Regions from separate parts of the Homo sapiens genome. Here region 1 is linked to region 2. A link is a loop called in an ENCODE intact Hi-C map of the cell type or tissue named here. Cell type or tissue: heart right ventricle. All regions are shown on one strand.

Region 1 (8,000 bases), 280 kb after region 2:
CAAAAGAAAGCTGTTTGTCTACATTGAAAGTCTGCTTAATGTAGTCATCTTCAGCCGGGTGCAGTGGCTCACGCCTGTAATCCCAGCACTTTGGGAGGCCAAGGTGGGTGAATCATGAGGTCAGGAGTTCGAGACCAGCCTGGCCAACATGGTGAAACCCCGTCTGTACTAAAAATACAAAAAATTATCTGAGTGTGGTGGTGGACCTGTAATCCCAGCTACTCAGGAGGCTGAGGCAGGAGAATCACTTGAACCCGGGAGGCAGAGGTTGCAGTGAGCTGAGATCACGCCACTGCACTCCAGCCCAGGTGACAGTGTGAGATTCCATTTCGAAAAAAAAAATGTAGTCATCTTCATCAATGATCTTCATTAGGTCTTCTGGATAACTTGCTGCAGCTTGTACTTGTTTCACCTTGTATTTTCACTATGTAGATAGATGCCTTCTTTCCTTAAACCTCATGAACCATCCTCTGCCAGCTTCAAACTTTTCTAGCTTCCTTACCTCTCACAGTCTTCATAGAGTTGGAGAGAGTGGCTGCGTGTGGTGGCTCGTGCCTGTAATCCCAACACTTTGGGGCACTGATGTGGGCAGATCTCTTGAGCCCAGGAGTTTGAGACCAGCCTGAGCAACATAGTAAAACCCTGTCTCTAATTTAAATTATTGAAAAAAAAAAAAAGTATTGGCCTTGCTCTGGATTAGGTTTTGGCTTATGAGAACATTGTGGCTGGTTTGGTCTTCTGTTTGGACCACTCAGGCTTTCTCCATTTCAGCAATAAGGCTGTTTTGCTTTATGATTCATGTGCTTACTGGAGTAGCAATTTTAACTTCTTTCAAAAACTTTTCCTTTGCATTCACAATTTGGCTGCGTAATGCAAGGAAGGGGCCTAGCTTTTGGCCTATCTCAGCTTTCAACATGCCTTTCTCACTAAGATTAATCATTTCTAGCTTTTGATTTAAAGTGAGAGGCATGTAACTCTTTCCACTTGAACACTTAGGGGCCACTGTGGTGTTATTGACTGGCCTAATTTCAATATCTTTGTGTCTCAGGGAATAGGAAAGTCCAAGTAGAGAAAGAGAGATGGGGGAATGGCCAGTTGGTGGAACAGTCAGACCACATACAACGTTTATTGATTAAGTTCAATGGCTTATGTGGTGCAGTTCATTGTGCCTCAAAACAATTACAATAGTAACATGAAAGATCACTGGTAACAGATTACCATGCAGTTATAATAATACTGAAAAGCTTAACATATTATGAGAATTACCAAAATGTGACATAGAGACATGAAGTGAGCACATGCTGTTGGAAAAATGGCACTGATCAACTTCCTTAATGTACGGTTGCCACAAACCTTCAATTTGCAAAAAATACAATATGTCTGCTGCCTGAGGAACATAGTGAGACCCCATCCCTAAAAAGCAAAACAAAATAAGTCATATAATGTCTGCAAAGTACAATAAAGCAAAGTGCAATAAAATTAGGTATGCCTATATCATAAAACAGAAATAAAGGAAATATAGTAGTTACCAGAGGCTTGGAAGAGTAAGGGAAGGGGGAATAGGAAGAGAATGGTTAATGGATGCAAAATTACAGTTAGAAGGGGGGAATAGGCCAGGTGCGGTGGCTCACACCTGTATTCCTAGTACTTTGGGAGGCCAAGGTGGGTGGATCACCTGAGATCAGGAGTTCAAGACCAGCCTGGCCAACATGGCAAAAACCCATCTCTACTAAAAAATACAAAAATTAGCTCAGTGTGGTGGTGCACACCTGTATTTCCAGCTACTCAGGAGGCTGAGGCAGGAGAATTGCTTGAACTCAGGAGGTGGAGGTTGCAGTGAGCTGAGATCACCCCATTGCACTCCCAGCCTGGGCAACAGAGTGAGACTCCATCTCAAAAAAAAGAAAAGGAGGAATAAACTCTAGCATCCTATAGCACAGCTGGGTGACTATAGTTAACAACATTGTTTTTGTGTATATATATTATTTATTTATTTATTTATTTTTGAGACAGAGTCTCACTCTGTTGCCCAGGTGCAACCTCTGCCTCCCGGGCTCAAGCGATTCTCCTGCCTCAGCCTCTTGAGTAGCTGGGATTATGGGTGTGCACCACCACGCCCAGCTAATTTTTGTATTTTGAGTAGAGACGGGGTTTCACCATGTTGGTCAGGCTGGTCTTGAACTCCTGACTTTGTGATCCACCTGTCTCAGCCTCCCAAAGTGCTGGGATTATAGGCATGAGCCACCACGCCCGGCCGTATATTTTTAAATAGCCACAAGAGAGAAATTTGAATGTTTCCAACACAGCAATATGATCAATGTTGAAGGTGATGGATATCCCAGTTACCTCAATTTGACCTCTAAACATATGCATATATTGAAATATCACATGTACCCCCGTAAGTTTGTACAATTATGTATCAATTAAATTTTTTTAATCTTTAAAAAAGGAAATAAGCATTTCAATATGTACATATCAAGATATGACTATGCAAGAAGGCTTAATGAAATAATCAGATACTTGCGTCTTCACATAGCATCATAGTAAATGTGCCAGCTACAAGCACAGAGTAATACAGGTGTGTTGTATAGTAATGAGTCAATTATCCCACATGGTAGTGATATAGATGTTATGATTGTCTGCAATGGTAGAAAACCCTTGGTAAAGTTCAAGACATCATAAAGTCAAATCCTCCTTTCATATATATAATTGTATTCTTGGAAAAATCAGAATATGTTAACAATCTGCCAAAGGTCCCTGTATTACAGATTTTTTTTTTTTTTTGAATCATGGTCTCGCTCTGTCACCCAGGCTGTAGTGCTACAGTGTGATCACAGTTCCCTGTAACCTTGGCCTCCCAGACTCAAGTGATCCTCCTCACTCAGCTTTCTGAGTAGCTAGGACTACAGGTGTACATGCCACCACGCCCAACTAAGTTTTTATATTTATTTTTATTTGTAGAGATGAGGTCTCCCTATGTTGTCCAGGCTGGTCTTCAACTTCTGGGCTCAAGCAATTCTCCCACCTCAGCCTCCCAAAGTGCTGGTATTACAAGTGTGAGCCACCATGCCCTGCCTGCAGATGTCTTATACATTTGATTTCCACCCATTAAAATGACAGTAGTGCTGACCAATCATTGTGACAATCAATAATACTCTCTCCCACCACATTTTCTTCTTCTTTTTTTTTTTTTTTAGACGGAGTCTCACTCTGTCACCCAGGCTGGAGTGCAGTGGCATGATCTCAGCTCACTGCAACCTCTGCTTCCTGGATTCAAGCGATTCCCCTGCCTCAGCCTCCTGAGTAGCTGGAATTACAGGCATGTTCCACTATGCCCAACTAATTTTTGTATTTTTAGTAGAGACGGGGTTTCACCATGTTGGTCAGGCTGGTCTCGAACTCCTCACCTCATGATCTGCCTTCCTTGGCCTCACAAAGTGCTGGGATTACAGGCGTGAGCCACCGCGTCCAGCCCCCAACCACATTTTCAAAATGCTGAGAGTGCAGTTAGAACTTACGTAGAGAGGAAAGAGCACTGACATAGGAGTCAGACAGGAGACAGCTGTTCACTCTAGCCCAATCACTTTACTGTTCTGGGTTTCATTTCGCTCATCTGAAAAATGTAGAACTTGGTCTGTGTAATCACTAAGATCTATTTGATGCTGAGGTAGACCATATATATATATATATTTGTTTGTTTGTTTGTTTTTTGAGAAATAGAGATGATGTCTCACTATGTTGCCCAGGCTGGTGTTGAACTTCTGGGCTCAAGCAATCCTCCTGCCTTGGCCTCACACAGTGCTGGGATTACAGGTGTAAGCCACCGCGCCTGGCCCTATATCTTTCTTATTGCTAGTTGATGAAACAATAACTGCTAAAAGGTATACAGCCATGTCTCCCTCTGCTGGCTGAGTGACATGTCATAAATGCAAACAGAAGATTTTTAATGTTTTCAGTGCAAGAGCTGTCATCTTTTAGGATTTATTGACCAACACAACATGTTGCCAAGTGATAAATGTAGACAGCATTTGTTTCAAAGCTTGGATACCATCTTCATTTTCACAAATAGATATATATCTATCACAACAAAGTCTCTATATTCAGGTACTCACTATCTAAATTAAATTTGGAAAAGCAGATCAGACTGCACATGAAACTGACATACTGTGTTGATCAAGGGCTTTTGGCTGGAATTATTTGGCTCATTCCCTCAGCCATCTCCAGGGGATAATTATCTCCAAAGAGGGAATTTCCTGTTGGAGTTAACAGACTTTCAAGAAGTATTCGGCAGATCATTAATCTTTTAATGGCTAAACCGTGAAAAAAATTAGTTACATATTAAATAGTTTTAAAATACTGTTACCCCCAGCTTCAGACTTCCTACAGTGTGCTATGGACTGAATGCTTGTGTCCTCCCAAATTCATATGTTGCAATCCCAATCCCCAATGTAATGGTGTTTGGAGATGGGGCCTTTGGGAGGTAATTAGGTCATGAGGATGCAGCCCACATGATGGGGCTAGTGCCCTTATAAGAAGAGCCATGAGAGAGCTTGCTTTCTCTCTCTCTGCCATCTGAGCACACAGTAAGAAGATGGCCACCTGGGCCAGGCACAGTGGCTCACGTCTGTAGTCCCAGCACTTTGGGTGGCTGAGGCGGGTGGATCAACTGAGGCCAGGAGTTCGAGACCAGCCTGGCCAACATGGAGAAACCCTGTCTGTATTAAAAATACAAAAATTAGTCGGGCGTGGTGGCGTGCGCCTGTAATTCCAGCTACTCTGGAGGCTGAGGCAGGAGAATCACTCCAACCCGGGGAGTGGAGGTTGCAGTGAGCCAAGATCGTGCCACTGCACTCCAGCCTGGGCGACAGAGTGACACTCTGTCTCAAAAACAAACAAAACTAAACTAAACAAAAAAACAAACAAACAAAGAGATAGCCATCTCCAAACCAGAAGGAGGGCCTTTACCAGGACGGGACCGTGCTGGCACTCGGATTTTGAACGTTCTCTGGACTGTGAGGTATAAAATTCTGTTGTTTAAGCCACCCAGTCTATGGTATTGTTATAGCAGCCCAAACTGATGAAGACAAATGAGTTTCCCTCTTTCCTGAATTAGTCTAATTATTACTACTATTATTATGGTTTGTATTTTTGTAGGGTACTTTAATTGTTTTGGGAAAAAAATAAGTTATGTGTGTATATATATATTTTTATTTATTTATTTATTTTTTGAGATGGAGTCTTGCTCTGTTGCCCAGGCTGGAGTGCAGTGGCATGATCTCGGCTCACTGAAAGCTCCGCCTCCCAGGTTCACGCCATTCTCTCGCCTCAGCCTCCCAAGTAGCTGGGACTACAGGTGCCCGCCACCACACCCGGCTAATTTTTTGTATTTTTAGTAGAGACGGGGTTTCACCGTGTTAGCCAGGATGGTTTTGATCTCCTGACCTTGTGATCCGCCTGTCTTGGCCTCCCAAAGTTCTGGGATTACAGGCGTGAGCCACCGCACCCGGCCTTATTTTTATTTTTTGAGACAGAATCTCGCTCTGTCACCCAGGCTGGAGTGCAGTGGTGCAATCTCAGCTTACTGCAACCTCCGCCTCCTGGCTTCAAGTGATTCTCCTGCCTCAGCCTCCTGAGTAGCTGGGACTACAGGTGTGCGCCACCATGCCCAGCTAATTTTTGTATTTTGAGTAGAGACAAGGTTTCATCAAGTTGGCTAGGCTGGTCTTGAACTCCTGACCGCAAGTGGTCCAACCGCCTCGGCCTCTCAAAGTGCTAGGATTACAGGCATGAGCCACCGTGCCAGGCCAAGTTCTATATTATTTTAGAGCTATTTTTAAATTACAGTTATCCATGCAAGGTTAAGAAAAAAAGGGCGGGGGTAGAAAGAACTCAAGTCACACTGAGGTGCAGAAATGAAAAATGAAAGTCTCTCCTCCCCCCACACATTACCAGTCCACATCCAGAATCAATCACCATTCATAGTTTCTGGTTTTAATTCATAATCATCGTAATAGTAAATATTATCCTTTCTTGGCATTACTTTTGTATGCTAATTTATCAAGTTTGGGCACTGTATTTTTTACAAATTATTATTATTAAAGAATCCACTTGTATGACAGTGATGAAGCCCAGGCTGAGTTTGGGCATAAGTACATCCCACTCAGGATTTTATAGTTATAATCCCTGTCTTCTCTCTAGACCTCAACTGAAAACCCAGACTCATGAGGCCTCAATCCCTGATGAGCCTAGGTTTTCAGTTGAGGCCGTCCTATACTTGGTACACGCCAAAGGCAACCATGCAGGAGGCTTTTTCAGAGAAAACAACTTTGTCTTCCCAAAAGACAAATGCTCCCCTTTGCTTTATGAGGCAGAGAGCAACCCCAAACCACGGACAGGTTGGGGCCTACACAGCCCTCAATTAATTTATCAACTTTGGACTGTATTTTTCACTCACTGCCATATAAGATAAACGATTTATTACACTTGTAATATATCCCCTTAATTCTTTCCATAGACCTCCCAGTGATTCTAGTTGGCTCCTATTTTACTTCTAATGGTTGTCTTTTTTTTGCCTTTAAATATTATATGATATCATCTATTTCTTTTCTTTTTTTTTTCTTTTTTTTTTTTTTATTTTTGAGATGGAGTTTCGCTCTTGTCGCTCAGGCTGGAGTGCAGTGGCGCCATCTCAGCACACTGCAATATCTCCCTCCTGGGTTCAAGTGATTCTCCTGCCTCAACCTCCCGAGTACCTGGGATTACAGGCGCCCACCACCATGCCTGGCTAATTTTTTGTATTTTTAGTAGAGATGGGATCTCACCATCTTGGGCAGGCTGGTCTCAAATTCCTGACCTCAGGTGATCCACCCACCTCGGCCTCCCAAAGTGCTGGAATTACAGGCATGAGCCACTGCGCCCGGCTAAGTTAATGCATTTATTCTTGTCTTGTCTTGTCTTGTCCTTTCTAGACAGGGTCTTATACTGTTACCCAGGCTGGAGTGCAGTGGCATGATTGCAGCTCACTGCAGCCTCAACCACCTGGGCTCAAGCCATCCTCCCATCTCAAACTCTGGAGTAGCTGGGACTACAGGAATGTGCCACCATGCTTGGCTTATTTTTTATCTGTTGTAGAGATGGGGTCTCACTATGTTTCCAGGTTGGTCTCGAATTCTTGGGCTCAAGCAATCTACCTACCTCTGCCTCCTGAAGTGTTGGGATTACAGGCGTGAGCCACTGCACCTGGCCTGTCTTTATTATTTTTGCCTCCTCCACATTTTTGCTAGTTAAAATATTATCTTACTTGTCAAGACATCATATTTATATGCTGTATTTATAGTTCTGTCTAAGGTTACATTTTCTCTTTGCTACTGCAGGCCATGAATGTTTCTGCCTCAGGACCTTTCCATTTGCTCTTCATGGCTTACTCTTAATTTAGATCTCAGCTCAGACGCCATCTTCCTGAGAAAGTTATCTAAAAAGGCAACTCTTCCTCTCCACCCCATTCATTCCCTTACTGTTTAATTTTCTTTATAGCATTTATCAAGATTTAATATTATATATTCATGATACAATTAATTATAATTTAAAAAAATTCGGCCAGGCATGGTGGCTCATGCCTGCAATCCCAGCACTTTGGCAGACCAAGGCGGGCAGATCACTTGAGGCCAGGAATTCGAGACCAGCCTGGCCAACATGGCCAAATCCCGTCTCTACAAAAAATACAAAAATTACCTGGGTGCAGTGGCTCAGGCCTGTAATCCCAACACTTTGGGAGGCCAAGGCGGGCAGATCACAAGGTCAGGAGTTCGAGACCAGTCTGGCCAACATAGTGAAACCCTGTCTCTACTAAAAATACGAAAAATTAGCTGGGTGTGGTGGTGTGTGCCTGTAATCCCAGTTACCCAGGAGGCTGAAGCAGGAGAATCATATGAACCTGGAAGGCGGAGGTTGCAGTGAGCAGAGATCGCACCATTGTACTCCAGCCAGGGCTATGGTGCGAG
Region 2 (8,000 bases):
TAATTTTTTCAATTATTTCCATAAACAAAATTTATTTTTACAAAACAGATCATGTTCTCATATAAGCATTAGAAATTCCAAATGTTAAGCAAATATTACATCAATGACCATTCAAACAATGAATTGAATAGGCATTTTGTTCACAAGAGACAGGAAGTGTTATATGTTTCACATCATCCAATGTAGGGAAAAGAGAGATCCGACTGTTACTGTGTCTATGTAGAAAGGAAAGACATAAGAGACTCCATTTTGAAAAAGACCTGTACTTTAAACAACTGCTTTGCTGAGATGTTGTTAATTTGTAGCTTTGCCCCAGCCACTTTGCTCCAGCCACTTTGACCCAACCTGGAGCTCACAAAAACATGTGTTATATGAAATCAAGGTTTAAGGGATCCAGGGCTCTGCAGGACATGCCTTGTTAACAAAATGTTTACAAGCAGTATACTTGGTAAAAGTCATCGCCATTCTCTAGTCTCAATAAACCAGGGGCACAATGCACTGTGGAAAGCTGCAGGGACCTCTGCCCTTGAAAGCTGGGTATTGTCCAAGGTTTCTCCCCATGTGATAGTCTGAAATATGGCCTCGTGGGATGAGAAAGACCTGACCGTCCCCCAGCCCAACACCCATAAAGGGTCTGTGCTGAGATGGATTAGTAAAAGAGGAAAGCCTCTTGCAGTTGAGATAGAGGAAGGCCACTGTCTCCTGCCTGCCCCTGGGAACTGAATGTCTCGGTATAAAACCCGATTATACATTTGTTCAATTCTCAGATGAGAGAAAAACCGCCCTATGGTGGGAGGTGAGACATGTTTGCAGTAATGCTGCCTTGTTATTCTTTACTCCACTAAGATGTTTGGGTGGAGAGAAACATAAATCTGGTGTACGTGCACGTCCAGTCATAGTACCTTCCCTTGAACTTAATTATGACATAGATTCTATTGCTCACGTGTTTGTTGCTGACCTTCTCCTTATTATCACCCTGCCCTCCTACTACATTCCTTTTTGCTGAAATAATGAAGATAATAATCAATAAAAACTGAGGGAACTCAGAGACCGGTGCCGGTGCAGGTCCTTGGTATGCTGGGCGCCAGTCCCCTGGGCCCACTGTTGTTTCTCTATACTTTGTCTCTGTGTCTTATTTCTTTTCTCAGTCTCTCGTCCCACCCGACTAGAAATACCCACAGGTGTGGAGGGGCAGGCCACTCCTTCAATCCAACACTGAAATATTCCCAGTTTAATCGACAGTGGAAGGCATCTGATCAACAGTAAGCTATTAGTAGTTAGCCTACTGTTAGTAGAAGTTAAAGTAGCATTATGAAGTGAGAGGGAACAAAGATTTTACAAGGAAAATGAAAACAGGAATACCTCTTAAAAACGATCAAAATCCCTACAAACATTTAAAACAACTTTACCTTACAGAGTATTTTTACATAAATTCACTGAATGTGCATCGCCTGAGCTCCTATCACATGCCATTATTCCAGGTGTTTGATATATAAAAGCTCCCAGGCTTCATGTTGCTTACAGTCCTCATATCCTCACAGAGGTTACCAATTCAGGACAGGAAATGAGTATGACGGGTGGGGTAATTGGCCAAAAAAAAAACCAAGATGAATCATGGGCATGGCAAATATGATTTAATAAGATACTGACAAGTTCCTAGTAAGTACCAGTGAAGTAGATAAAACTAGGATAAGATTTTAAGACATTTTTTGCCTTAGAATATTTACTGTTTTGGATAATACTGCAATTAGGATATGTTTAAATTACATTTAAAATGTCAAGGCCGGGCTCAGCCTTGCCTTGTAATCCCAGCCCTTCGGGAAGCCGAGGCAGGCAGATCACTTGAGGCCAGGAGTGCGAGACCAGCCTGGCCAACATGGCGAAACCCTGTCTCTACTAAAAACACAAAAAAACTGCACAGGCATAGTGGCACAGGCAAGGTAGCACACGCCTGTAATCCCAGCTACTCAAGAGGCTGAGGCACAAGGCGGAGGTCACAGTGAGCTGAGATCATGGCACTGCACTCCAACCTAGGCGACAGAATAAAACTCTGTCTAAAAGGAAAAAAGAAAAAAAGCAAATAAAATGTCAAAGGACCAATAGTAAGAAAGATAACATGATGTAAAATATTTCCATGGAGAACATGGTTATACTTTTGAAGGAAACACAATCCAATGGGCTCATGTTATTCAACGACATTCATGCATCTTCCTGGTGCAAACTGAATAATATGTGGAGTTCTATATCTGAACAACAAAAGAGATTCTGAAAAGTACAAGAAATTAATGGATAGGCACATTGATGATGTCCAGCCCATAGAGGTCAAAGGAATACGATTTTTGAAAAATCGTTTTCCAACTAAAATTGTATTTCGGTATCAAATACTATCTCAAGGTAAAAATGTCAGTATCTTTCTTTCCTAAAATATATTTGACCATTTTCTCATGCACGAGAGTTGTCCTATCTTTCCACCTTGGCTTCTTTCACAGTTCAAAGGTTGATTCACTGTGCGGGAGGCTGCACAGTTAAGAGTTAATGTGCCTCAGTGTGCAAATGTGTTCACATGAGGTCCCAATGACAATGATGCACCTCATGACAAGCAAGAAGTGATCTCAGTAAAAACTTAAAGTTCCAGATTTTTTTTAAAAAAAATTGGCTATTGCACTCAACTAGGCTAACTTTCCTAAAACAGCAATGGGCAATAAACACAAGAAAAATACTTTGCCACTGGGACAAATAAAGTTAGTTAAGATAATTGAAACCATTAAAGGAAATGGCAACAGGGCAGCGTTAAAAACATGACCTTGGATTCAGACTGCTCTTAAATTACTGCTCAACCATTTACTCATTGTGTTACCCCTGGGCAAGCTGTTTAAGCTGTTTGAGCTTTCATTCTCATCTATGGGAGGGGGAAACACCTGTTACACACAAATGTAGCAATAAGCTTTAGAAATAATCTACGGAAAACTCACAAAAACAAAGTCTAGCACACAAGAAACTTAAATGGTAAAACGTATCTAAGTCAGAAGACTTGTACTGATATTGACTTATTGAATTATGATTTTTCATCACTTTTTAAAAATTAATTTCTTTTTAGAGATGGGATCCCGCTATGTTCCCAGGCTGGAGTGCAGTGGCTATTCAGAGGTGTAAGTAAAGCACACTGAAGCCTCAAGCTTCTGGCCTCAAGTGATCCTCTTGCTTCAGCCTCCCAAGTGGCTGGGATTACAGGTGTGAGCCACCACATCCAGCTTCCTAAGTCACTTATTAAAGTTCTCTGGGTTGGCTGGCACGATGGCTCACACCTGTAATCCCAGCACTTTGGGAGGTCAAGGCAGGTGGATCACCTGAGGTCTGGAGTTCAAGACCAGCCTGGCCAACACGGTGAAACCCCCTCTCTACTAAAAATACAAAAATAAGCCAGGCATGGTGGTGCATGCCTGTAATCGCTGCTACTCAGGAGGTTGAGGCAGGAGAATCACTTGAACCCAGAAAGCGGTGGTTGCAGTGAGCTGAGATCGTGTCACCACACTCCAGTATGGGCAACAGAGTGAGGTTCTGTCTCAAAAAAAAAAAAAAAAAAATTATCTGGGTCTCAGTTGTTTCCATTTCTAATATAAAAGGACTATACTTGATAACCCGTATGGTACATCCCAGCAACAAAACTTTGATTCCATAATTTAATTTTGAACTACTTTTTTCTTTTTTTGAGATGGAGTCTCACTCTATCACCCAGGCTGGAGTGCAGTGGCACGATCTTGGCTCACTGCAACCTCCACCTACTGGGTTCAAGCAATTCTCCTGCCTCAGCCTCCCTAGTAGCTGGGATTACAGGCACATGTCACCATGCCCAGCTACTTTTTGTATTTTAGTAGAGACGGGGTTTTCGCCATGTTGGCCAGGCTGGTCTCAAACTCCTGACCTCAGGTGATCTACACATTTCGGCCTCCCAAAGTGCTAGGATTACAGGCGTGAGCCACCATGCCTGGCCAGAACTACTATTTTTAAATGGTTTTATTTTCAAAAATAACATTTGTCTTTCCAGTGAAGTTTTAAGTAATAATGCACCCCAGAATCAACCAACATTGACGAGAACTCCTACAATTATTTATACAGGATAACTGTGACAATGGGAAAAACAAAAACACAAACCAAAAGGAATCATGTTTCATCCCCATGGATAGATCTCCCCTTGCAAAATCTGACAGAGTTAAGTCTTTACTAATTCTTTCCTCTGTTGCTTTTACTTGTCAAATCACAGTATGTTCATCTTTCTTGCCTAAAAACCTTAATACGGCTGGGCGCGGTGACTCACGCCTGTAATCCCAGCACTTTGGGAGGCCGAAATGGGCGGATCACAAGGTCAGGAGATCCAGACCATCCTGGCCAACATGGTGAAACCCCATCTCTACTAAAAATACAAAAATTAGCTGGGTGTGGTGGTGCATGCCTGTAATCCCAGCTATTCAGGAGTCTGAGGCACAAGAATTGCTTGAACTCAGGAGGCGGAGGTTGCAGTGAGCCGAGATCGCGCCACTGCACTCCAGCCTGGTGACAGAGCAAGATTCCGTCTCAAAAACAAACAAAAAACCTTAATACTTGGTGCTAGCAGCAGGAGGCAGCAGAGATCCTTTGGCTGCCAGGGAAGCTGAGATCAACCTAAGCCCAGACGAGCCAGGGACGTGACTCTCAATCATCCCACTCAGGGAGCCATTTCACACACATGAGGAACAAGTGCCAGGTTTCTCTGGGTAAAGTCAGACTTTGAGTTCAGCAGCAGTGCGGAAAAGAAGGCTAAGTCTAGGGCTGGGAGCTAGAAGCCCCGAGTCCCATTCCAAATTAACTAGCTACAGGTTCAGAGAAAGTTCCTTCTTTTCCTTGAACCTCAAATTCATCTTCAAAATAAGGGGCTTGGTTAAAATGGTCTCAAAGCTTGCTTTCTGTACATCAACATTTGTGTCAGATACCATCTATTACTGGTCTTCGCAACACAAATCTGCTCCTCTCCACCACAACTTGATTGAAATAGGTCCTGTAATCTTGTAGATAAGTCGGGGAACAGTCAAGCATAATGTGGAGACTCCTCTAAAGACTGTCTCCCTGGCCTTGCTCACAGCCCAGAGTGCAAAGCTTCCCCCAAAATTCTGAACTGTAAAAAGAAATAGAATGAGAGCAACTTTCCAAATTATGCTCTGCTACTGGTGATAAGCGGTGGACTTTCTTCCTCCCACACCTGAACAAAGGACACAGAGCAGGGAGACTCTGTCTCCTCCTACTCTGTGGGTAACAGAACCTAATGAAGCACCCAGAGAAACCCACGTGGGCAGCCAGATGGGCTGGCAGAGGAAGGAGGCGACCCCAAGCAGGAGTTCTTCATTGAGAATATTAATTACTTGTGGGCGTGCGGGACACCAGAGGGGTTCTCCGCAAGCCTAGAAGTTTCCTGCTGGAAACACTGAGGGTTCCACTAGATTTCCCTTCCACAGTGAAACACACAAGGCAGGTCCCACCAACTGCCTGTGAAAACCAAGATGTTAAACTCAATGGAGGAGCTTGGAAATACCTGTTAACAATAAAAGAGGACAAGAGCCAGAGACACGCTCAAACCAAAAATCCAGGGGACGGCGTCCTTACCCACATTGTCCTGAAATAGCCTCTGCTCCTTTTTCTTTCATCTCTAACTGGTGAGAATTAATGAGAAAAGCCAGCAGCTGTACTTCTGAATGTCATCAGGAAGAAAGTTAAAGCTGCTGTGCCCAGCACTGGGACTGCACAAAGCAATGGCTCAGGAAAGCAGCTTAGTCCCTTGAAACAGAGCCACCTCACCACATTTCCTGAGTCAAGGGCTCAACATCCTGAGGAGAATTCCAAGTCAATACAGCATCGTGTGCACTACCATGCTGAACAAACCCAGTAATATCAAAATGTTTACCAAATTGACATGAAAGCTTCTGGTCTGAACTTGAACAATACTGGTTCAGTCATAACAAAATTTACTGATAAACAGGGCCACTGAAAGAATTACAATGGTAAATAAATACTAAGTGTAGAGAGACAAAATCAGCCAATGATACAGGTGAGAGGACCTGCGGGGCACCACCGTGGCTCTCGGCATACTAGAGGGTTGCACCCCAAAGGGAGAAGTCTGGAAAAACATTGGGTTTTAAAGGTCTCATCTGGTTACATATTATAATATCTACTTCATAAAATCTAATGGCTATACTTTTTTTGTTTGTTTGGAGACAGAGTCTGTCACCCAGGCTGAAGAGCAGCAGTGACACAATCTCGGCTCACTGCAACCTCCGTATCCTGGGTTCAAGCAATTCCTGCCTCAGCCTCCCGAGTAGCTGGGACTACAAGCACGTGCCACCACACCCAGCTAATTTTTGTATTTTTAGTAGAGATGGGGTTTCACCATATTGGTCAGGCTGGTCTAGAACTCCTGACCTCATGATCTGCCCGCCTTGGCCTCCCAAAGTGCTGGGATTACAGGTGTGAGCCACCGCACCTGGCCCACCCTTATTCTTGTTTGTCTGTTTGAGTCAGAATTTCGCTATTGTCACCCAGGCTGGAGTGCAATGGCACGATCTCGGCTCACTGCAGCCTCCGCCTCCCAAGTCCAAGTGATTCTCTTGCCGCAGCCTCCCAAGTAGCTGGAACTATATGTATGTGCCACCACTCCCAGCTAATTTTTTATATTTTTAGTAGAGACAAGGTTTCACTATGTTGGCCAGGCTGGTCTTGAACTCCTGACTTCAGGTGATACACCCACCTCAACCTCCCAAAGTGCAGGGATTACAGGCGTGAGCCACTGCACCCAGCCCCCTTATTCTTAATCTCCACAATCAAACTACAAATTATGCATTACTATTTCGAGTTTACAAATGAGGAAACAGACTCACAGAGGCTAAGTAACTGATCAGGAGTACAAGATAGAAGTGCCAAAGCTATGATGTTAAATCAAGTCTGTCACCAAAGCACAATACACCTTACACTTTCTCTTATCCCAGTGGTTCTCAGTGAGAGGAAAACTGGCAAAGTTCAGAGATATTTCTAATTGCCACAATCAGGGATGGTGACAGCTGATACTGGCTCTGAGGGGTAGATGCCAGGGACGCTGCTAAACATCCTATCTGGTCTGAAGTGCCAGCAGCCCTAGGGTTGAGATGGGGCCTACACGTAGTTATGGGACCAAATGTGAGCTGAAGGCATTTCAAGAAGGGAAGGCATCCTCTTAATTGGGTACTGTGAGAAGCCTTTGTCACAATGGTGGGATTTTCGTTGAGTCTTAAAAATGTGGGTAGACAAGGATGGCATTTCTGGCAGCCTAGAACAAAAGAGATGATCAAAGATGTGGAGATAAAAAACGGAAAGGTGCCCTTAGGGGTCAAGATGATTACCAGTGAGTACTTTCTCTAAACTACCTACAAAATAAAACCAGTAAACATTCATGAATGAAAATTCTGGTAAATCTGCACATTATAAATGTTTGGGACATCTTTGAACATTCATAAAAAACGTAAGCTGGTAGATTCCAGAGGGAAATAGGGTACCTGAGGGACATCACTTTTTGTCTGCAAGGGGAAATACAGGCTGACACCAGATGATAGAAAATCTTAAACAGGTTCCCAGAAAGTGACTTAACTTCTACTGGACATAGGCCCAGTACAATTCCAAACTTATTACAGGCTCATAATAAGTTTATTATATAAAACCCATTATATAACGGCCAAAATGGTAAACCCATGAGCTCTGAAGCCAGACTATCTGGGTTTGAATTCCTGCTTCACCACTTAGCACTTTTTAAGCGACTTCCTAACTAGGGGCAAGTTACTTAACCTCTCTGGGCTTCTGTTTCCTCTTGATGAAATCAGGAAAGTAATAATACCCATTTCACAGGGTTATTGTGAGGAACTCAACTATGCAAAGTACTCAAATTATACCTGGCACATAGTAAGCACTGAATTAACTATTTGCTACTATTAGCATTACTATCTCTC

The links. A loop is a pair of places that touch in the nucleus more often than their neighbours do. Peaks named below come from ENCODE experiments on the same cell type or tissue, not always from the same donor. Only the 100,000 strongest peaks of a DNase experiment are listed, where the experiment ranks them.
Region 1: it touches region 2 in a loop (2.6-fold over the local background); 31 of 110 quality-filtered maps call a loop at or near these places.

Annotation. Positions count from the first base shown.
Region 1 is chr7:105,426,001-105,434,000 of GRCh38, forward strand. No RefSeq gene overlaps it. Among named protein-coding and RNA genes, the nearest start is that of SRPK2, 41 kb to the left of the region's middle. In heart right ventricle, a CTCF peak has its summit at 3,897 (motif pointing left); a DNase peak (open chromatin) is centred at 3,871.
Region 2 is chr7:105,148,459-105,156,458 of GRCh38, forward strand. All of the region lies in intron 7 of SRPK2 (SRSF protein kinase 2), which reads right to left. Among named protein-coding and RNA genes, the nearest start is that of KMT2E, 140 kb to the left of the region's middle. In heart right ventricle, a CTCF peak has its summit at 4,617 (motif pointing right); a DNase peak (open chromatin) is centred at 4,626; H3K27ac peaks cover 1,039 bases.